Regions from separate parts of the Homo sapiens genome. Here regions 2 and 3 are each linked to region 1. A link is a loop called in an ENCODE intact Hi-C map of the cell type or tissue named here. Cell type or tissue: CD4-positive, alpha-beta T cell. All regions are shown on one strand.

Region 1 (8,000 bases):
TTGGTGTTTCTACAGGAAACTTGAATGGCATCACAGTCTATTCTCTGAAGTGTTAGTTAGCCCTTTGTCTCACTAGACAGATTGCATTTTAGGACACAGGAGTTTGTATTCTTTCATCTCTTTATTCTACTTATTCACTACTTTGCTCAGCATTATTCCATTGTTCTAGGCCAGTGATGTGAGTGAGCACAGTAAACCAAGGACAAAAAGTGATCATCATAGGAACAGTTAGTTACAATAGTAACTATATTTCTTCAGCCTTCACCAGATAAGCCAGGCACTCTTCTAAACACTTTATGTGTATTAACTTATGTCGTCCTCACAGTGACCCAGTGACACGGGCACAATTATTATCCCAATATTGTATCCTAATATGAGAAGTTGAGACACTGAATTTAAATAACTTGTCCAAGTTACACTGCTAGTGAAACTGCTAGTCCATTGATGAATTTCTACTCATCCTTCAAATTGCAGCTCATTCAATACCTCTTAGGAAGATCTTTAATTACCCCCAAACAGCTTGAGATACACCTTTCTCTATATTTCTATACATGTGCTACTTTGTGCTTCTTTATTATTAGCAGTTACCATATTGCATTATCATTCTTGCTTTATTGCATTGCTCTCTGTAGACTGTGATTATCTCCAGGGCAGCGACTCTTATTGTATAGAAGTTATATTATAGACCTTTATATCCAGAGTAAGTGGATTACCGTGTAGCAGATGCCCAGTAAATGTACAGATGATGAATGAAAACATGAATGAACAAATAAATAGGACCAACCCATGATCTGCCTTTCAACTATTTTAAATCACCTATTCTAATCATAGATGTATCAGGGTTTGATTTTTAAAAACAGAATCAAAATGAGTAATACAGAATGAGAGAATGAGAGATTTACTATTATGAGAATTAGACCTTAAAAAACTGTGAAAACTTATTAAGCAGTCTATGTAAAGCTATTTCTTCTATATTTGAGGTTAGAGCTGAAGTCAACAGTGGAATAAATCAGAAAGAAAAGATGGACACGAAACAGAGGAAGCAAGGACAAACTGGAACCCATGAGAATGAATCTGGACATACTTTTGTTTCCAACCTCAATGATGCAGGTCATACTGGTGCCTTTTACCAGGGAGTTGTATGTATACCTTGGCCAAGATTCAGAGAAGTTGACGAAGGAAATCCTGCACAAGCTGAAGGAGAGGTAGGCTTGGCAGCGGCACTATGCCAAGATCATGAGTGACGACAGTGCCTAATGATATGACTCTTAACTTCCAAAACTGGGACATATTTCTGTCTTGGCCAACCCCAACCAGGGCTCACTGAACAGGGAAGGGAATTCCAGAAAATGTAGTTCTAGCTTAGCCAGGTCGACACTGCACAAAGCCACCACAAGAAATATACTATCAGTAGCCCACCTGAAGTGAGACCTGAGACTCATTTTGAAATTTAAGTTTTCATCTGTTAGTGCCCATCCAAATGAGGAAGAAGAAAATGGAAAAAAGGATCCATAGAATGAAGTCACCAAGATGGGTGTAGTAGATTGTATTATTGGCTCCAATTTCTCATCCCTCTCTGCTTTCACAGCTTTAATGGCCTCATTGTGGGCAGGTTGTATTTTCGTGAGCCTTGACTTTGGGCTTGGCCATGACATTTACATCAGCCAATAACACAGTGAATGGTTTCGAGCCTAGTCCTTAAGAGGATGCACATGTTTCACCCACCTTCTGGCTCTTTTGCCATCTCTGGGAGAACATGCCCAGGATAGCCTGCTGGTCCTAGGAGAAGTATCAGAAGCACGTGGAGCAGAGCCACACCAGCCCTGTTGCAGATCCATGAGCAATGACAATTCATGGTTGTTTTAAGCTCTGTGCTTTGGAGTTGTTTGTTACACAACAATAATTAATATAACTCAAAGCAGACAGAGGAAGGGACTAGTTGGAGGCCTCGCTCTGAACAGCCAAAGCTTAGCATTTGCAGAAGTATCAGTAACAACAGTTCTGTGTCTAAGCCTTTGCAATTGGTTTTTGTGCGATGAGCCATGTGGAGTAGGAAGTGCAGTTCTTGGGGGAATGAAAGTATCTCTGTCGTGGGCCATCTCTAGACACTGGTGACTGCACAGCTGCTGCATAAGCAGCTTCTTCTGATGGCTCCCCATCACCTCCAGGATAAATGTCAAATGCCTCAAAGAACGTGTAAGATTCTTTTATGACCTGGCCTCCTCTTATCTTCAGAGACCTCTCTGTAGCCCCCCCTATTGTTAATCCTCTTTCACACCATAGAGTTCTCCTTGCCTGGAATGTTCTCGCTGTTCTACCTAGCAAGCTACTGCTTGTTCTTCAGAAGCTACCACAGATGTGCCATTTTATCTGCAGATTGCCCACTCTTTAACTACTTCAAGCCCCCTAACCCACCCTTGGGCAGAGTTATGGCTCCTCCAAGTACTGTCTTGGCTGTGTTGCTGCCTCCTCTATTAAATTATGACCTCTTGTAGGCAGGAACTATACCTCCTTCACTGCTACATCCTGTAGCATTTAACCAAGGAGCCTGGCCCTCCCCTGGAAAGGTAAGCAGTAGATCATAGCTATTGAGATTCAGCTGCTAAGATACTTTTCTAGAGGACAAAAGATTTTCTCTACTGAGGCAGATACTGTTATCAGAAAAGGTGACCTACTAGGGTTTTGTTGATAGTCACTGGATGCCAAGGCAGAGATATGGAGTTCTCACTTCTTTTTAGAAAGGAGGTCAGCTGAGAATAAGAGAAGATTCTGAAACTTAAAATATACCTAAAAATCTCAAACATATAAGATGACTAAATTCCTATCTAATGAAAAAATAGCTTAACAGCACCCTATGTTAAATGGGCCACTTAAATAGATGCTGACAAGAAATGTGCTTATCAAGGCTTTCACTTGGTTTCAGATCCTTCTCTTTCAAATATCTATTTTATTCTTTTTCCAGAATTCTGACTCATTTCCCAAACACTGCTCCTTAAGCTTTCAACCCTTAAAAAAGCTGAAGCAATGTTTTTTTCCTTCCTAAATTGACATTAGAGTAGTCAAAGCAACGTTTTGGCAAGAAAGCATTGGGGCCATCTCTTCTTTCAGTTTCGGATTTGGCAGAAGGAAGTGCTGTCTCTCCTTGAGCTTCAGGCTCTTGCCCTTATCTAGGCTTAATCATCTCCCACTTCAAGGGGCAGCCTTACACCATATCCAGAAGTGTCAATTCTCTGAGCTCTCTGAAAGTCACACATCCACTTGGTGTTTGAATAGGCACTACCAACAGAGGGCGCCAGACGGAGACTGTGCGGCTGCAAGAGAGATGAGTAACTTGCTCCTTTGTTTCCTTCCAGCTTGTGACAGTCTCCTTCACCTTGCTATCTTCCCCTCCGCAGCAGCGGTTTCTTCCTGTGGCAACAGCTGAAACTAGTTTTTTCACTATTTGCAAAAAGCAGCTGATTGCTCTCTTCCAGCCCCATAGAGCCCAGCTGCAACCAAGCAACAAGGCCCCTGAAGGATCTGAGTTTCAATTCACAGGATTCCTCCTCGGAGTTTCTACGTTTAAAAAAACTTAAGATCTTCCCTTTGTTCCTCCAACCCTGGAGGAGGTTGCCACTTCTGCTGTTCTGACACCTTGAAACCTTTGTCTTTTTTTTTTACCCTCACTTAACTAGATAACTATTTCATACCCAGATAATAATTCTTTTATTTTTATTCTTTAAGTTCTGGGGTACATGTGCAGAACGTGCAGGTTTGCTACATAGGTATACACATGCCATGGTGTTTTGCTGCACCCATCAACCCGTCACCTACATTAGGTATTTCTCCTAATGCTATTCCTCCCCTAGCTCCCCACCCCTTGACAGGCCCCGGTGTATGATATTCCCCTCCCTGTGTCCGTGTGTTATCATTGTTCAACTCCCACTTATAAGTGAGAACGTGCAGTGTTTGGTTTTCTGTTCCTGTGTTAGTTTGCTGAGAATGATGGTTTCCAGCTTTATCCATGTCCCTGCAAAGGACATGAACTCATCCTTTTTTAGGGCTGCATAGTATTCCATGGTGTATGTTCCAAATCGTGAGTGAACTCCCATTCACAATTGCTACAAAGAGAATAAAATACCTAGGAATACAATTTACAAGGGATCTGAAGGACCTCTTCGAGGGGAACTACAAACCAGTACCCAGGAAATAAGAGAGGACACAAACAAATGGAAAAACATTCCATGCTCATGGATAGGAAGAATCAATATCGTGAAAATGGCCATACTGCCCAAAGTAATTTACAGATTCAATGTTACCCCCTTCAAGCTACCATTGACTTTTTTCACAGAATTAGATATAATTCTTGATGTTAAATTCTCTCTGTTAAAATAACTGGTGTGCTTTTTGTCTCCTTATTATACGCTGACTGACACAGGTTGAAGTCTGAAAATATTTCAGCTGCCTGTTGTCTCCACTATAGGGCTTCATAGGGTACCAATGTCCTTGTTAGGATGCTCTGACTGGCAGGACCCCTGGGCTTTCCTGCAGAGCCCTGCATCACTCCTCTTGTAGTGTTTTCATACTCCTCACCCAGTGTCTTAGCTCAAACTGCTACAGAAATATATCATGGCCTGGATGATTTAAACAACAGAAATGTATTTCTCACACTTCTGGAGGCTGGTACTACAAGATTTGGTTTCTTGAGAGGTGAGAGCTCACTTCCTCAAGACTTCCTTACTGTATCCTCACATGGTAGAGAGAAAAAGAGCCAGCAAACTCTCTTTTATCTCTTCTTATAAGAACACTGATTCCATCATGGAGTTTCCACCCTTATGACCCCATCTAAACCTAATTATCTCCCAAAGGCCCCATTTCCAAACAGCATCGCACTGAGAGTTGGGGCTTCAACATAGGGGGTGGTGCATAATTCAGCCCATAGCACTCAGTCACCACTCAGCCCCGATTCTGCCTCTGGAAGTTCCATGCTCAAGTACCCAACACCTGCCCTTGTATCATAGTTCACAGCCTAGGCTTCTGCTCTGGTCTTCCTCAAGATTTTCCAAACCCCTAAGCCTATGTTAACTATATTAACAACTGGTTCTCGTAGGGGGAAAAGTTCTGTTTTGAAGCTTTTCCAAATTTCTGTGGTGTGTTAATACTCCTACCTTGGTCAATTTCACTGAAGACAGAATTGGGTAGAGATGCGCAGTAGCAGTATAATATATTTATATATTGTAAGATATATTCATTACATACGTTATATATTAGTTATATATATTATATATTAGTTATATATAATATATATTAGTTTTGCCTTATAGTTAAAATAGACGTACGGAATCTCAAGAGCACAGATAATGGAAAAATATAGTAAAATAACTAAAAATGGTGAGTTTTGAGTATTTTTCTCTATTTTTACTAATTTATTTAATTGCATGTTTATTTACTTTGAGTTTTAATGGTTTTGTTTAACAACCAGATCACAGAATTTATAAAAAATAACAACTGGCTCTTACCAGCCAATAAAAGCAAGTTCACCTAGACCACTGGTCAGAGCTGCACCCACAAAGTGTCCCCATTCCCTTGTGTATCTGTGGAACTCTGGGTCTACACAGAGCAAACACAATGTGAAAAACACATCCCTGGGGTCCAGTGAATCCAGGTTATTATTCTACTTCATCCCGTCACCACAGCCACACATCTCAGAAGTCAGTCAGTGATCTCAGGGAGCAGCCGTAAGGTATCCAATTGCAGATGCTCCAGAACTCCAGGAATACCAGCCTCTTGCTATTAGAAGGTGATACAGGGCATCCCTTCTTGCTTTGCCCAGAAGTACCTGCGTTTTCCTTTTGTGAAAAGTCATCAGCTGACTTGAGCAAGAAAATAGAGCAGAAGACAAATTAAAGAGAGGTAGGAGCAGGGGACGATTTAAAGTGGTGGAATTTTCTACTCTTGGCAGAGCAGAAGCCCAGGCTGGGAACTATAGTGTAAGGGTGGGTCCTGGGGACTTGAGCATGGAACTTCCACAGGCAGAATGGGGGCTGGAGGGGTGACTGGGTGCTTTGGGCTGAACTGTGCCCATCTGCCCCAAATTCATATGGAATTTGAACCCCTCAGTGCAATGGAACTTGGAAATTGGGCCTTTGGGAGGTAAGTAGGTTTAGATGACATCAAGGGTAGAAGCTCCATGATGGGTCCTAGACATTGGTCAACCTTGAAGAAGACCTACCAACTTTTTTACTGCAGAACTGTACATTTCCCACAAATCTTGCAAAGATCAACTTATCTTTTCAGCAAAGCGTGGTCTCCCAAACTCCCCTGAGGTCTTGACCCTCTCAGGGACTCAAAACCAGGAATCGGAGTTCAGGTTCAAGTGCATTTCTCTCCTCAGGACCCACTAATATCTCTATCGCCCTCACTTACCATTCCTCGTTCCAATCCTTTCCACTTAATAGTTCAGAGGCACCTGCATTTCCCTTAAGGCTGGGAATTTTGGAAATGAAAGCAAAGCAAACTTTCTGCCTGCCTTCCCCGAATCAATAGACAGACCTTACCTGTTGAAGAGCAAAGGAGGGAAACTCAAAGAACAAAGGCAGTTAATATTTGTGATGGTTTCTATAAATCTCAAATATTATAAATATTAACTCTTATGATTGTAATGTGAAATCTTGTTGAAATTATTGGTGCACTTATAATGAAAGCCTTTGCATTGGGCTCCCCACTACATCAAATGTCTTACCTGAAATATTTACATATACTTGTTCTATCTCAGGGATCTCTAAGGTCAAAATCAAAGTGGCTTGATTAAAATCATCAGAGGCGTTTGAACCAGAGTGACTCCATCTTAAACGGGGCCTGGGTAAAATGAGGCTGAGACCTGCTGGGCTGCATTCTTAGGAGGTTAGACATTCTTAGTCACAGGATGGGATAGGAGGTCAGCACAAGATACAGGTCACAAACACCCCGCTGATAAAACAGGATGCAGTAAAGAAGCCAGTCAAAACCCACAAAAACCAAGATGATGATGAAAGTGACCTCTGTTGGTCCTCACTGTTCATTATATGCTAATTACAATGCATCAGCATGCTAAAAGACACTCCCACCAGGGCCATTACAGCTTACAAATGCCATGGCACTGTCTGGAAGTGACCCTATATGGTCTAAAAAAGGGAGGAACCTTCAGTTCTGGAAACTCCTCACCCCTTTCTCTGAAAACTTATGAATAATCTACTCCTTGTTTAGCATATAATCAAGAAATAATCATAAGTGTACTCAGTCAAGCAGTCTTTGCCACTCCTCTGCCTATGGAGTAGCCATTCTTTTACCTCTTCTCTAATAAACTTGCTTTCACTATATTCTGTGGACTTGATCTGAATTCTTTCTTGCATAAGATCCAAGAACCTTCTCCTGGGGTCTAGATTGGGACCGCTTTTCAGTAACAAAATCACAAAATGGAAAAATGTTGGCCAGACTTAATACTTGAATAATAAGGTGTCAAGTTATAACCTTGAATTAATTCCAGAAACAAATTAGTTCCCGACAGTCATTTAAAATGTCAAATTTGTCTTGCTAATTTGCAGACAAATTAGCAAGTCAGTTCAGGTCTGTTAACAGTTAACATTTTTAAATATTTGCCACATGCTTAGCACTGGACTAAGTGCCAGTTACCCAGAGAAGCAGTCACTATTTTACACCCATTTTACAGATGAGTATATGAAGGCACCTAATTTAACTTGCTGAGGGTCACAGTTAGTAACGGCAGAGATGGGAATTGAACCCATCCAGTCTGGGTTTACAGCCTCTTCACTTAACCGTTGTGCAACACTGACTCCTTTAGTCTACGCCACTTAACCCTGACTGCCAAGAATTTTCTAGAGTCTGAAAGCTTCAATAAAAAAAGCTTGAGACTCTCCCTGCCTCTACTCTCTTTTCCCCTCTCCATACCTGTTTTTACTCCTGAGTTCACACAGCCTATTTGATTTTGAAGGTTCAGTCTTCAACTCAGAAAACAATGAAAG
Region 2 (8,000 bases), 150 kb after region 1:
TCCCAGAGTCCACCTTCTTATTTCATCTCCCCAGGTGCCTTAAAATATTGCAGTTTCATTTCCTTATTTTTTTCTGAAAAGACAAATTTCTCAGTGTCCTGAATGACACTAGTGTAGGCTTCCCAACTGCAGAACTGAAGCAGAAGGTTGCCTGTGATTTAAGAAGCAACTTTGAGAAGGAGGACTCGTGTGTGTGTGTGTGTGTGTGTGTGTGTGTGTGTGTGTGTGAGAGAGAGAGAGAGAAAATGTGTGTGTGTGTCTGTGTGTGTGTGTATGTATGCATGTGTTTGTTTTCCACCAAGAACCTGCCCAGGGAGGAAACTCAAAGGAAAACTGTATTGTATATAAGGCCATCAATTGTTAGGCTAGGCTGGGGGCCTGCAACTTTTGCCTTGGTGTCAGGCAGTACAGAAAGACACTGATCCTGAAAGCCAGACTCAGTGATCTAGATAAAGTAACCCAGGTGCAACCTGGGCCAACTGTGGATTCTGAAATCTATTACGGTTACAAACATCTTAACTGGAAACCATGCTTCAGATAAACCAATAGTCACAGGGATGTTCCATCATAGTCACCTAAACCTCCTGACTGGCTATGACATAATTTTTGCAGCATAAGAGGAGAGGCCTGCTCGGTTTGATAGTCATTTTGTATGGAACAGAGAATGCAATTTAATTTTCTTCTACTTGGGTTTTGGCTTCGAGTGGCTCCAGTCCTGTTTGCAAGGATGTAACATGTGCTTAAGTCTTGGACTGGTTGGAGAAGATGCAGGCATATGAGAACTGCATGGGGAGAAAGTCATTTTGTGTGTGCCTATTGGTGTTTTGCAGAGACCCCCTAAAATGTTTTAAGCCACTCGCTGAGGGTAGCCCTGCATATAGAGGTTTCTGTGTGGTATCAAATTACTGAGGACTGGAGTAGATAAGGGTGTGTACAGGAAATTAAAGCCTCTGACACTTCTAGATGATTAGTTTGAGGCATACATACAAATACATTTGAATTTCCTCAGGTTGAAAACTGAAAAAAGGCCAGTCTAGTTTCCTGGGTGGGGCACAAAGGGAGTTCCTGTGAACAAGGGGTAGGTATTTCCCTATTTAGAGTTATAGAAAAATAAGTTTGAGGTTGTGGTGACAAAATAATGACATAGATGACTGAGTGTGGTTAATGAGGCTCTATCTCACTGCTTTGTAGTCACACTTTTTCTTTCAGCCTGAGAATAGTCAAGTGGGCTTGCAATTAATGGGTGAGGCGAAACTGCTAGGTTTGTTACTCCTTTTTTTTTTCTAAAGAAACATCATTTCGAAGATGAGTTTCTGCATATTCAACCCAGAAGCAGACAGCTCAGGAAACTGTCTGTTGACATTTTCAACAGAGAGAGACATTTTTAAAGTCCTTGTCAAATTACTATGATGACTAAGGTAACCGTATTTTATTTAATCAAATTATTTTATACACTTATGCTTACTCAAAGTGACAAAATTCCTTGCCATTTCCATAATTACTATGTAGCCCCAGGTAGTAAGAAATAAAATTACCTTGATTTTTTTTTTCCTTATAGCTAGATTCAAAATGTTAATAATTATTAAGGGAAAAAGGTGTTTCTGAAAATTCTTTTCAGCCAGGTTTGTGTATTTATCTTTGTTTGTGAGGGGGTTTTTGTTGGTGTATTTAACAATAGAAGAAACTGAATGAGTTGTAAAATGAGCGAGGGCTCTATCCTGCATTTTGTTAACTCTTCCCCTCATTCAATTTTAGACACCTTATGAAAAGGATCGCCAAGAGGCCTCTCTGCAGTGGCACCGCCTTGCTAATCAATTGCCCAGCATTTGCAGCTCATCTTGGGTGCTGCTGGAATCGTGTTTTCTGTTATGCTGCATGGGCTGCTTCTTGCACGAAGTCATTGGTGAACTGCTGGGCAAAGGCAGCCCCACCAACAGGGTCTCTGTGAATTTATTTTGCACACCTAAAAGCAAACTTTGAGGTGCTGCCTTGATCAGGGACTGTATTCTCTTAGCAGATTGGCCTGGATGAACAAGGGTAGTATTGCAAAAATGATGAGGATACAGCTGCATTTCATGCAGAAAGAGTGAAGAATAAAACTCCCTACTAGCTGCATTTCTCTGGCTTTAGTTCCAACTCGCGCAGATTTCACTACATGCATCATTTAATAAGCATGTTTCTCTAAAGTGGAGTCAAAGTACTTCTCTTCTGCATATGTACTCTATTCTGTACATTGCCGCATGCATTGCATATTTACATACGTGTTTGTGTACAGCGTTGCATACAATGAATATTGTATGCCATACTTTTTGAAGGTGCGAAGGGACATTTCAATGGTAACTTTGACTGTATGGTTGACACATGGATTTGGAACCGTTCTCCCCTGAAGAAAATCTCGGTATTTTCTTGCCTCTCGGAAATGCCTTTGGTAATCTGTAGGCCAGAAAGATAGCATCCTTACTCTTTCAATTCATTTTTATTTTCGGTTTCTATGTCTGTATCTGGAAAACAGATATAAACAGGAAAAACAGTGGAATCATGGACCTTGGCTCATAGGATAAATGAATTGATGTGATTCAAAGACACTTGTATTTTATGTAGCCTAAGTGTTTATGTGTTAGCATGAGACAAATTATTGCTTAATGGTTAAAACTCCAAGTTAAATGATTACAGTTCCAAGGTGGAGAAAGGCAAGTGTCTGTGGCAGCTGTCGCTTATTCGATGAGTGTTAGAAGACTGGGATTCATGCCTATGTCCTCCCCTTACCTGCTCTGTGACCTTGAGCTGTTTACTTAATCTCTGTGTACCTCAATTTTTCATTTTATAACTGGGGTTATAATAGTACCTACCCTCTGTTTTGCTGTGAGGATGAACTGAGTCAGTACATGTAAAGCACCTTGAACAATATCTGGCACATAGTGAGTGCCCAGGAAATATTAGCTATTACTATTAATAATAATATGGTTATGCATATTTACTGCAAACATAATAACCGTGTAGCCCCAACCAATGAGAAATAAAATTATTTCAATTAAACTTTAGTTTTGGTTTAGTGAATTGCATATTCAAGTAGTTTCCTATTCTACATGGACATTTTTGTCTGGGAGGTAAAAAGTTTTTAAGGGCAAGTAATAAGCTAAATATCAGTTGCTAATTCTGTTTATTCCCTTATAAATATAGCAATCCATTTCATCTTAAAGATGCTATAAAAATTAGTCACATGGGAGAGGAGCCCACTGCAGGAATGGTGATTCATGTTGATCATTTACAGTCCATGGGTACTTGAAGGAGGTTAAAGCAGGGCAGGCAGGACTGGCTGGGCGGGGCAGGTACCCTGATGCTTCACTTTGGGAGGTCCTCAGTATCTCTTGCTGTGGTCTGTGGCCACTGGGTGCTGAAGGCTGAGGGTAGGTGGAAAGAATGTTGGACTTGGAGTTGGAAGACCTGGATTTGAACTTAGACTTGCTATTTCCCAGCTCCTGGCAACTTCACTTACTCGAGCCTCAATAGCCTCATCTGAAAAATGGGGATAATGATCAAGCTTATCTTACAGATGGTTGTGAGGTTTAAACAAATAGTCATGTGATAGAGTACTTCTCATAGGGTACAGTATTCCACAGTTGCTTTAACAGTAATGGTATAACCCTGCTCGTTGACATTAGCACCAACAAAAGTCCCTCCCAGGGAGCTGAGGATTTGGAATATTGTGTGAGGCCAAGGCTTCTGTTTCCTAAACTGGTGATCTGGGCTCCTGAAGCTTGCTCTGCTTCACTGGCTGAAAGGCTGAGTGACCAATTCAAGGGAGCCCGAGGTGTCAGGAGGGCGAGGACAAAGGGACATATGTTGTGGACATATGCTGCCCTCCAGGCAGCCTTGTTTAAAACGTGCCTTCGCAGAGCTCAGCCTTGGTTGCCCAGAGGGGCTCAGGTCTCACGTCTTGTCTGCTGCCTTCACCTCGTGTTCTCTTGCAGTATTAAGTGGACTCTGGCAAGCAGGTCTGTGGGCATTTCCCCACGCTTGGTCTTTTTTTTTGGTTTCTCATAAGCAGAACAATGGACCTGTTCCTGCAACCTGGTTTCCCATCCCATGGATTCATCCATCTCGGCTTACGGACATACCTTCTGCACAACACCACTCCCGTTCCATCTGTAGTCTTAGAAGCAGCCTTCCCGCCCCCAGTCTGGTCACACCTGTCCTTGCGAAGGATAGAGAAGGAATTGGGCCTTTCTCAGTGAATCAGGTGGCAGTGTATGTTTTAGGTGAGTTTTTAGATTCACCTTCAAATGCCACAGGCTTCAGGAGAGAGTCTGTGCTCAGAAGACCTCAGAGCCCCAAAGCCGGGTCACTCTGATGACTTTGCCGAGGGAGGAATTGTGTGTAAAGCACTGAATCTTGTGCAGCCACAGGTGTGGAGTGAGCAAGCCAGGGGAGCCTTCATCCATGAGTTCCAGTGACAACACAGAGACTGGAAACATTCCCTTGGATGTACACAGAACCTCAGCAGTTGGTGACTCCCAACTTCTTTATTTCGGTTCTTCTTTGTGGTTTTGAGTCGAGTGCCTCTGAAAAGGGAAGCCCTTACTGAGGACTTAGCAGCTCGATTGTTTAGTAGAAACGGTGTTAACAGCCTCGTTATTTCCCATATGACTGGGCATTCCTCTTTAAACACGGAATAGTTGGTCATTAGTACTTTCCTGAACTTAGACAATAGTTGCACTTATTCCTCCTAATCAACACACATTGAAAATATTTAAAAGCAAAAAGTAACATAGGCTGCCATAAGCCCCACTTTTGTTGTTGTTGTTATTTTGAGACAGGGTCTTGCTCTATCATCCAGGTTGGAGTGCAGTGGCAGGATCACAGCTTGACGTCCCAGGCTGAAATGATCCTCCCACCTCAACCTCCCAAGTAGCTGGGACTACCGGCACATACCACCAAGCCTGGCTAGTTTTCTTATTTTTTTTTTTGGTAGAGATGGGGTGTGGGGTGGTTTCATCATGTTGTCCAGGCTGGTCTTGAACTCCTGGACTCAAGTGATCCACCTGCCTTGGCCTCCCAGAGTGCTGGGATTACAGGTGTGAGCCACGGTGCCTTGCCAAGCCCTACTTTTTTCAGTGGGGTGGGGCGGGTGGGGCAGGAAGAAGTGTGAACTCATCTTTCCCTTTTGCCCTCATGATTTCCTTTATAAATACCCCTGCCATGACTTTTCAGTACTCTCCTTTTCATGGACGTAATAGTCCAAGTGGCATTTTAAGTTATCTGGTAATGGACTCAGAGAGCCCACTGACTGTAATGATGAAGTCTTATTTTTTTATTTTTTATTTTTTTTTTGAGACAGTCTCACACTGTTGCCCAGCCTGGAGTGCAGTGGCATGACCTCAGCTCACTGCAACCTCTGCCTCCCGGGTTCAAGCAATTCTCCTGCCTCAGCCTCCCCAGTAGCTGGGACTACAGGCGCGTACCACCACTCGGCTAATTTTTTGTATTTTTTTTAGTGGAGACGGGGTTTCACCATGTTGGCCAGGGTGGTCTCGAACTCCTGACCTCAAGTGATCCACTCACCTCAGCCTTAGCATTGGTTTTGGTTAAAATCTTTGCCCTCTGAAAATTCTGGGAACAGGCTGTGCCCATAAACCCATCCCATAGGCAGTGATGGGACTACCACATTTGTTCTGCCAGGTTGTCCTTTGGGACAACTTTTGGGTGTCTGGATAATGAACCTGTTCAGATAGGCCTTGAGACTTTCTTGGTAGCTCTAAAGTCTCTTCTGGCTCTCCGTCCATTGATACCTAAATTTCTAGTTGTGCAGAGCGTGAAGAAATGAGCAGGGGCTGATGAGGCTTTTAACAAATAGTTCCGGAGAAAATAATAGAAGGCAAACTAAATCCCTGCTCACAAAACTACAGGAATTTGAGGGAGTTAGAAGTGATTATTTTTACCGCCATTTCTGCACTTGCAAGGTTGATGTAGGGAGAAGTGTCACAATGATGTTTTTCATTTAAAGACTACTGTAAAATATTAATGGGAATGGCTATTGTCTTTCACCCCCTTTGCAAGAGGCTTATGTAAAATAGGCAGGCTGTTTCTAATTGTTGAATTTGTCTCCCAACTTCAGCTGATTAGAAGGAGAAATTACCACCTTGAATATAAGCAGGTTGAAATTGGGAGAGCTGCCCTCAGCTGATTATATAAGCTATAAAATACAGCACCTAAAGTCTTATGTTTACTCTGCTAAGAATTCCCTTAATGAAGATGAAAATTTCTAAGCAGCATGGACCCATATGTGTTTATTATGTAAGATTCAATTATGGTGATCCAACCTGTAAAATAAACAGTGGGGCTGATTAATCTCTTTGTTGGCTTTTGGGTCAGAGAATTGTTTAAAGTAGATCCACAGAGCCACCTAGAGCTGTCCCCCTGGAACTCAGCTGGCTGTGCTGTCAGCACCAGCTCCCCTTCTCTCCAGGGGTACAGGAGGCTTGTCCTGGGTCTGTGGTCACTGTAGCTTTCAGGGTGGTGGAGGGCAGGGCCCCCTTAAGGTTGGCTTTCGAGGTTGCTCGTGCAGTGTAGTGGGATGGCCGTGAGTACAACCACTGCCGGTTGTGACAGACACCATCCTTTGGCCGTTTCATTTCTCAGAGTGCTGCTGTGATAGCACTTGGAATTTACTGTGTCTTGTGGGATGCTTTGCATAAGCAGCATGTATTCCAGTGTGGCACATCACACCATCCTCTTCTTGAAGCTATACATGCGTGGGGTGCACAGCACACCACACGGTCAAGTTCAGCTTTCCAACCTCCTCCTGAAATGTAGGAAAGGAGCATATTTTTTTGGCCGGAGTGATGATTGAGGAGAAGAAACTTAAAGGGAGCCAGGCCCATGAAATAGATGTAGAAGAGCTTCAGAGAAGCCTCTCCTGTCCTTATGCAAAAAACTGAGGGCAAGACTCCTGACTTATTGTGTGGCATGTCGTGTCGCCTCCCCAGTGCTGGTACATACTTTGTAGGTTGGGAGGCTTAACATGCCAGTGACAGTTTCTCAGCCAGCCAAAGAGAGGATATCTTTTGGAAACAAAAACCATAAATTAGCACCATTCCTTTACCTTTGCCAAGCTGTATACATGCATCAAGGAGATGCATATAAATAGATCAAAAAGCCAGTGAGCAGTTTTGCAGCTTTGCAGCTTGCACTTGATGGAAGCAGATGGGGAGGTTCTCCTTGCTGCACTAGGCTCAGAGTGGCACGTGGAGCCAGCAGTGCTTGGGCTAAATCCAAATACAACCTTGTTCGATTTCTAGAGATGGACATGTGCAATCGACTGTCCAACAGGCATATTGTTTCTGTGGCCCAGGGTGGGCCTGTTTTTAGGTCTTCTTAAGTATAACATCGTAGAATCTCTGCATTCATTGCTTTCATGTTAGGCAAAATCAGGGCACAGAATTGAGGCATTTACCCAAATGTGCAGCCCCACCCTCCGGAGCCAGCTCACATTCGCTGGCAGGTATAAGCAGGTGAGCAGCCAGGAAGGAAAGACAACTGATAGTTTTAATTTTGGGAATAGCAATTATAAACAAGTATAAATAAAAATATTGTTTTGGTGAATACTGGGGAAAAATCACTTCTCTTATTCTCTTTTAAAATGTTCCTCTTTTTTTTTTTTTTTTTTGTCTAAATAGGCTTAATGCTTTCTAAGAGGTACCCTACCTATCCTTAATGGAGTGAACAGATAATATATATACATTTATATTTATTTGCCTTCTGATGCTTAGGATTTCATTGGGGAATACTTTTGTATTTAAAAATAACAGTGACAGGGAGGTGATTAAAAATAGCTCAAGGGCTTGTGGCACCCAAGGCTATCAGGGGAACTATTTTGTGTGACAAGTGACACATTTAAATCCCCCAAAAGGAAGCTGAGTGTTCTCCTGTTGAGGTCTGTCGCCTTGGTGCTGCTTTTTGCACCCGGTGAGCCCAACAGTGATGGTCACAGGTGTTCATTT
Region 3 (8,000 bases), 370 kb after region 1:
GGGTTCAGGTTTTCATCTTTTCCTTTGGCAGAAAAGAGAGCATTCTTCAAGCCTATTCAATTCTAAGTACCAAATGACAAGCCATATTAAACAGATCCCAGTGAGCTCCCCACATCCTTTCCTGCTTACACCACAAGTGGACTGTGTGCCAAGCAAGGCTTTGAGATCAATTGCACTTCGGTGGCTTTTGAGTAGTTTCTCAACTCCATCTCATCTAGTGACATTTTAGAACGGATAATTATTTGTTGTGGAGACTGCCCTGTGCATTGCAGGTTCAGTGGCATTTTTGGCCTTTACTCACCAGATGCCAGCAGCAACCCCAGCCCATTGTGACAAGCAAAACTGTCTTCAGACATGGCTCAGTGTTCCCTGGCGGGCAAAGTTGCCACTGGTTAAGAACCACTGCTTTAAGAGAACCTATGCTCGAGGTCAGGCACCGTGGCTCACGCCTGTAATCCCAGCACTTTGGGAGGCCAAGGCAGGTGGATCACCTGAGGTCAGGAGTTTAAGACCAACCTGGCCAACATGGTGAAACCCCCGTCTCTACTAAAAGTACAAAAAATTAGCTGGGCATGGTGTCAGGCACCTGTAATCCCAGCTACTTGGGAGGCTGAGGCAGGAGAATTGCTTGAACCGAGGAGGCAGAGGTTGCAGTGAGCCAAGATCGTCCCAGTGTACTCCAGCCTGGGCGACAAGAGTGAAACTCCTTCTGAAAAAATAAAGAGAACCTATCTTCTTTCAAGCCAGCCTGTCATGTGTCAGAACTAAACAGTCATTTTCCTTATAATTTTTTTTAAAGGCCCAGTTGCTGCCTGCCCATTGCTGATGCAGGAAGTCTGAGCCATTCAGTTAACACCAACCCGAAAGATGCAGTCAGAGGCTGACTTTGCTTCCCTGCTGTGCACAATTTGTCTCTTCCCTCTCCTTCATCTGCAAACAGAACCAGAAGTGATCTTCCAGAAGAATAAAGCTCATATTGTTTGTTCCAATTATGAGGATCGTTTCTCCAGTTCTGGTCTCAGGTGGGCCTTAAGGACCTCACCAGGTGATCTGCCCAGGTGAACGTGGTATGCCCTGAAGGTCTGCTATTTACCAGTCTGTCTTGTTACCTTTTTTAGAGGAGACATTCCTCAGCAATACCTGGCCTCCATTTTCCAGCCTGTGAGTTAGAACCCCGATGCTCAGATTTCTCTAGAGGAACACACTGCCTGCAAGGATGAGTTTTCCAGAAAAGCCATCTTCCAGGACAGAGACGCAGAGAAATTAAGCAACTCATGTTGATTCAGTCTGGGAATCTCGAGAGAGCTGACAAGCAGGGCGGTGGGGGGTGGCCAGGAGCTGACATGGCTTTCTGGTAGGCAGCCCCACATCCTGCTTCCTCCCTGTGCTGAGTGTAATCACTTCTGCCCCTTCAGGAAAGTACTTCACACCCGTGGCATAGAGCCAACAGTGAGGTGGATTCCGGGTCCTCTGGATGCCTGGGATGGTGAGATGCTTGAGAAAGTTTTGGCAGTTTGTTCAGACTTGGGGACTCTCCAGTCTGCCTTCCTATCACCCAGCAGGAATGCCCTTCCCTTCAACCCTGATACCTGGGCACTTGGCCTCCACCTGAATACCCTTGGTGGTGAGCAGCTCACTACCCCTCTGAAGACAGCCAGTCCCCCGTGCTCCATGTTCCTTGTCACCTGCTATCTTATGACTGCATCCTGAATCCGACTCTGGCTTCTGGAGGGAAACTTGGTGCTTAAGCTTTTATTCCCCATGACAGTGTTCCAGCCTTGCTGCCTGCTCATTGTGTTTTCTGGGGCTAAACTTCTCCAGTCCTTTAGTTATTACATGGCACGGCTTCTAGATCCTTACTTCTCCCAAAAGCCCCTCCAGGAGGTAATCCAGCATGGTATGGCCCCCTCTAAATGTCACATTCCAGACTGACCACACTGGCAGCTGACTCTATGAGAATATGGGGGCTGCCCCTTTGTAACCCTGACTCTGTTAATGCCACGGAGGTTGCATGGGCATTTGGGATAAGTGCATCACTGGTGGGAACTCATGCTGAAGCTCCATTCCGCTGCAGCTCTTCCTGCCTTGATGAGCTCTTGCTCCATACCTTCCTCAGCCCATCCTAAAGTGCTTGCAGGCGAATGCTGGCTCCCTTTCAGACAGATAGTTTGGCCATGTTGAATCCTCAGTCTACCTCTAGTGTATGAATCTTCCCTCTCAAATGGGCATAACATGCCAGTGTATCCATCCCACATGCAGAGAATGGGATAGGAGTGACCCTTTGGCACACTGGCCAAGACCTCCATCCTGCTCCACAGGACTTCACACATCTGCTCCACGGCTTTGAGATGGTTCCGCCAGTTCTGTGTCTCAGCATCATGCATGGTTCCCTCTCTCATATAGTGAGTGAGTGTTTTTGTCCAGTCTGTACTTGCCTCACAGTATAATGTGTTTATGACTTGTCTTCAATCTAATCAGCATCCTGTTCCTATCAGAAAACTGCAGAGGAAATGAAGTTGGTCTGGCGTGACTTGTTCCTGCTAAACTCTGTCGACTTCTGACAGTGACAGCTCCCTGCTTGCAGAACACATAAATCCAGAGTTTAATAATCCATCCTTAGTTTTCACCAGGCTTCAAAATCAGCCGACTGTCATGTCAGCAAGCGGCCGTGTCCCCCTTAGTGATAAAATCAGGGTGAAATTTGCATTTGACTCACATCTTGACTGTTTTCCACCGTTCGTCAAACAAAACCCATGGTGTAGGGGCCCCGCTGGAGGTGAGGTTGGAAAGGGGTGAGAATGCATCGGTTGCGTGCAGCTGGTGCCAACCTGGCTAGCACCTCTGCAGTCTGCCCTTCCCAGTCAGAACCTCAGGACACCAACCCTGCCTCTAGATAGGAGGGATTTCTGCTGATGCAGCCTATGTTCTGCTGCATGTTCAGTACTTTCCCCGGATGCAGGACGTAGTTTTGATGTTAGGATTTCTGCTTTATCCTGGAACCCCAGCTCCCATCCCTATCTTGTGCCCTATGCATGATCACTGAGTCTCTACTCATTTGCTCCTGCATGGGGCCTGGGCATGAATCCACGGATAGACAGTGCCCCAGGGACCTGCCGCTAGCCCACCCACTCTGCCCCCAGAGCCTGATTCTCATTCTGCTGAGCCTCACTCTGGTGCTCACGGGCCTCCTTGGACACTGTACACCAGCACCGTACACCAGCCAGGGCAATCCCCACCAGTCAGCACACACTCGGAGGGAGGCCCTGAGCCAGGTCCCCACCTGCACTCAGAGCCCCATCTGCCTGTAGTCGCACAGCCTGGCATGGAGTCAGGAAGCCTGTGAGGGTTTAAAATAGGGGATGAGTGTGATTTAATATGTTTTGGGAAGATGAACCGAGTCAAGTACGGACTGTATGAGATTGGGGAGTGTATTAGTCCATTCTCATGCTGCTAATAAAGACACACCTACAACTGCATAATTTATAAAGAAAAGAGATTTAATTCACTCACAGTTCAGGATGGCTGGGAAAGCATCAGGAAACTTACAATCATGGCAGAAGAAGAAGCAATCACTTCCTTCTTCACATGGTGGCAGGAGAGAGAAGTGCTGAACAAAATGGAGAAAAGCCCCGTATAAACCCATCAGAACTCGTGAGAACTCCCTATCGTGAGAACAGCATGAGGGTAACCACCCCCATTATTCAGTTACCTCCCATGGGGTCCCTCCCACGACCCGTGGGAATTATGGGAGCTACAATTCAAGATGAGATTTGGGTGGGGACACAGCGAAACCATATCAGGGAGGTCCCTGATATGGGTCCTTCTATTACCCTGTGGTTGGGGTAATAGCAGGCCTCCCTTCCCTTCTTGGGCTTTTCGGAGATGGTCATTTTTTTGACAGACACGGCGTGAGGACCTTCACTGATTACCACAGACTCCCACAGAGTCATTTGCCCCGCCGTGTCCTCCTACAGGCGGGGGAGCCACCCTCAGAGGAGCTGGTGACCCTCCTACCTTGAACTGCACTGCTTCAGCCACACCAGTGAGGCAGGCATTCCCTGGCATGAGAAAGCGTCTGGCTCCCTCTGGTGACAAGAGGAAGCACCTGAGCCTTTGCCGCCATTTCCACTGGTGGTGGAGCACGAGGTGAGGATGGATAAACTAAGGTCCAGAGATCCCCCACACTGTAGGTGCGGGGTGGAGTCCCAAGTAGAGGCCCCATGCCACTAAAGCTCAGTTCTGTCTCCCTCAGGACCCTGGGCTTCCCAGAGCCAGCAGGGATATGGCTCTGAGCAGGTTCTTCAGCACTCTGCAGGCGCTGGTTCCTTTGGAATTAATTAGATTTCTCTAAAATTAGCTTAGAGTTAGAGGGATTTCCAAAGCCCTCAACCTTCTGCTGCCATTTCCCCTTTCTGAGTGGGAGGAAGTGCAGGATCCTGCAGGACCTGGGCTCCTACGCAGTTGTGTGGCCACAGGCTGGTAATGTAACTTTTCTGTGCCTCCATTTCTTCATTTATAAACTGATGGTGAAGACACCTGCCTCTCGGGGTTGTGAGGATTACATTCTATGCAGTGTCTAAAGGCCCTAGCACATGGCGGGTATTTAATTAAGAATGATTTTGTTGTTGCCATTATTCATGGCATCAACAGAGCTGGATCTCGAGGTAGCAGTGGGCTTTCCACTGTGGAGCAGCAGAAACCGAGTTAGTTCGCTATATCCCCATTGAGTGAACACCTGAGCATGCTAGTGAATGAGAGTGAGAAATAACTGGGAACTACACAAGTTGGCTTTTGGGAGCACCAGAGCTGGCTAGCACAGGGCCTGACTTGGGTCTTGCCCTTGAGGCCTGGGCTCATCCCCAAGGTTTTCCGAGCCTCAGGGACCTCCACAGCAGCACTCCATAGCAGGTGTCTCCCTGAGGCCACATAGCCTGAGCAGGACACACCTGAGCCCAGGAGCTGCTGTGCTTCTTGCTGTAGGCAGGTCATAGCCTGACCTCGGCGCACCTCCGCGGGCAGCTGCAGCCCAGCCATCTCCTACACAGCCACACCACTGACTCTTCTTGTTTGCAAGGGTCTCCGTCTACTGTCTGCCTCACATCTTGGGGCTCTCCCACACCTCTGCCTTTGCCCAGGCTGTTCCTGCTTTGCCCAGGCTGTTCCTGCCTTCTTCCTGTTCTTCCTCCCCTTTCTTTAGTCCTCTGCTTTGTTTTTATTTCAGCTTCCCACTTACTGTACATGTATCACTGGGCACGTTACTTCATCTCTCTGTGTCTCAGTTTCCTTACGTTAAAATGGGAGTGTATCTGCGCATAGGGTTGTGGCGACGATTAAATGAGGTAGTACATGGAATGTGCTAGAACTCAGCCCTCAGCTCACTAGGCATCAGCACCGTCATCCTCACTAGCAACAGACCTGCCTCAAAACCCAGCTCTGGCCCTACGCTATGAATGGGGATATTTCCCTCACTGATGTCCTGTGACTCATCTGCCATACTCGAGCTTGCGCCCTGTGAGAAACAGTTTATCTTGTGTACCACGTTTAGGAAACTTATTTCCAAGCCTGCCCTTTGCTAGGCACGGTGAGGGGGTCCAGCGATAATGAGTAAAATGGTCCCACAGGTCAGAGCTCCCTGGCAGTTTTCCACCCGGCCAGTCCTAACCAGGGAGCAATGCCCATGAAGGTGCTGATTTTATCCTGACATCTGGGGGCCCTGGGATGGCTGCATTCACGTTGGATGGCCCACCACATGCATCTAGTACTCCATGCCACTAGGGGGCACACCACAGCTTCCAAGTACCCTCTCAAGTGTTGGCCCACATGATCCCCACTCTGGTCTTGGGAGCTGTGTTAGTCTCCTGGGGCTGCCATAACAACATGCCATAGACTGGGTGGCTTCAACAACAGACACTCATTTTCTTACAGTTTTGGAGGCTGGAAGCCTGAGATGGTAGTGTTGGCCATGGGTCTCTTAAGAACTCTCTCCTTGGCCAGCAGACGGCCAGCTTCTCACTGTGCCCTCACACGGTCTGTCCTCTGTACCTGAGCTTCCTTGGTGTCTCTGGGTCCAAATCCCTAAGGACACCCATCAGATTAGGGCCCATCTAAGGGCCTCATTGTAATGTAATAATCTCTTTAAAAGCCCTATCTCTGAACACAATCACGTGCTGAGGTTCCCGCGGCCAGGGCTTCAACATGGATTTGAGGGGACACAGTCCAGCCCGTAATAGGGGGAGAGCAGGGCAGGTGACTGCCCTGTTTTCCAGATGGAGCTGCTGAGGCTTTGAGGGGTGAGTGCCTCGAGCACAGCCTCCTGCTGTTGCTAAGTTGTCCTGCAGAGCTTTGAAGCCTGAACTAGACACAAGGTCCTGCGGTCTCTGCACTGCCCCTTGCTGGGGGCTTGGGTGTGGACAGCAGGGAGCCTGCAAAACCTGCATCTGAGAGGATGTCCCTAGAGAGCTTCTGGGAGGACCCCACTGGGCTCACACACAGAATGCGGGCCCTTCAGGAAGGCACAAGCTGTTGTTTCTCTGGATGGATTTCCGGCCTGCGGCTAGCCAGCCAGAGAGGCATGTGCCTTCACCCTGGTAAGGCCTGGCTGGGCCTGGAGAGAAAGAAAAGATGCCTCTTTCAGCTAGGTTGAGAAGCCCAGAGTGGCAACAGCTGCGGCTTTGACCAACTGCAGATCCTCCCCGAGCATCCTGAAGTCGTCTAGCTTTGTGGGATATCGTTATACAAATTATTCTCCATGAGGCCAGGGCTTCCTACCCCTCCCAGGCCTGGGTAGTAATCAGTTTACAGTTCAACACACACGGAGTCCCTCCTCCAGGGCTGTACTGCCCCTATGGAAAAGGTGATTTTTGTGTTTTTTTAAACAGGGTCTCTGCTTTTCCCGAGCCTACAATTATTATGGCAAGCCCAATACATGGAGTTTTTTTTTTTTTTTCCTCCAGTCCAACTAGAAGCAGAACTATAGAAAAAGTCTCAGGTCACGTACTATGACAGAAGAGAGAAGGTGAAGGATGAGAGAAAATCTAGGAAGGCCCCTTGGAGGAGGTGGTATTTAAGGCAGGCTTTGAATGGAGGATCAGTTTTTGATGCACCGCTAGGGCCCTGGAGGAGAAGGAGAAACTGGGTTGAAGACCAGCATAAGCAAGGCCCATGCCCATACCAGACAGCAGTAGGGGCCATACTCGGTGCCCCAGAGGCCACACGGGGTACACCAGGCAGAGTTCTGTGCTGAGTGCTCACACTCGTGGCGGCATACAGTGCTGCTTTGGCTGGCTTTACGAGAGATTTGGGTTCTGTCACCATGCTCAGTGACTTTGGTCTGGCCACATTTGGTGAATGGCTGCCCCTCCACCTTCCAGGGTGAATATCAAATTGTGTCCATATTCTTCCTTTAGCCCATGTGCCCAGATGCATTTTTTTTGGGCGGGGGAAGGTAGGTATTTTTCATTTTTATGGATACATAGTAGCTGTGTGTGTGTGTGTGTGTGTGTGTGTGTGTGTGTGTGTGTGTGTGTATGGGGTACGTGAGATTTTTTGACACAGGCCTACAATGTGCAATAATCACATCAAGGTAAATGGGGTATCCATCATCACCTCAAGCATTTATCATTTCTTTGTGTTACCGACATTCCAGTGATACTCTTTCAGTTATTTTTAAATGTAAAATAAATTACTGTTGACTGTAGTCACCCTGTTGCAATATCAGATACTAGAGTTTATTCATCCTGTCTATATTTTTGCACCCATTAACCATCCCCACCTCCCCTGCCCCCTTCCCAGCCTCTGGTAACCATCATTCTACTCTTTACCTCCCAAATGCATTTTGGGTACCAGCTATTTCTTTGGTCAGTGCTGGTACCACTAGTGGTGCTTTTTTTTTTCTTTTTCTCCTTTTTTTGAGACAGAGTCTCGCTCTATTGCCCAGGCTGGAGCGCAGTGTTGTGATCTCGGCTCACTGGTGCGATCTTGGCTCACTGCAACCTCCACCT

What was found. Hi-C counts contacts between places; a loop is a spot of excess contacts. Peaks named below come from ENCODE experiments on the same cell type or tissue, not always from the same donor. Only the 100,000 strongest peaks of a DNase experiment are listed, where the experiment ranks them.
Region 2: it touches region 1 in a loop (2.4-fold over the local background); 53 of 110 quality-filtered maps call a loop at or near these places.
Region 3: it touches region 1 in a loop (18-fold over the local background); 86 of 110 quality-filtered maps call a loop at or near these places.

What each region holds. Positions count from the first base shown.
Region 1 is chr15:91,703,334-91,711,333 of GRCh38, forward strand. It overlaps the pseudogene TRY-GTA12-1. Among named protein-coding and RNA genes, the nearest start is that of SLCO3A1, 150 kb to the right of the region's middle. In CD4-positive, alpha-beta T cell, CTCF peaks have their summits at 3,289 (motif pointing right) and 3,490; a DNase peak (open chromatin) is centred at 3,258; H3K27ac peaks cover 692 bases.
Region 2 is chr15:91,856,843-91,864,842 of GRCh38, forward strand. All of the region lies in intron 1 of SLCO3A1 (solute carrier organic anion transporter family member 3A1), which reads left to right. Among named protein-coding and RNA genes, the nearest start is that of SLCO3A1, 7.1 kb to the left of the region's middle. In CD4-positive, alpha-beta T cell, no CTCF peak of the experiment used is centred here; DNase peaks (open chromatin) are centred at 256, 569, 1,139 and 4,549; H3K27ac peaks cover 1,930 bases.
Region 3 is chr15:92,073,460-92,081,459 of GRCh38, forward strand. All of the region lies in intron 2 of SLCO3A1 (solute carrier organic anion transporter family member 3A1), which reads left to right. Among named protein-coding and RNA genes, the nearest start is that of SLCO3A1, 220 kb to the left of the region's middle. In CD4-positive, alpha-beta T cell, CTCF peaks have their summits at 4,059 (motif pointing left) and 4,281; DNase peaks (open chromatin) are centred at 4,092 and 5,772.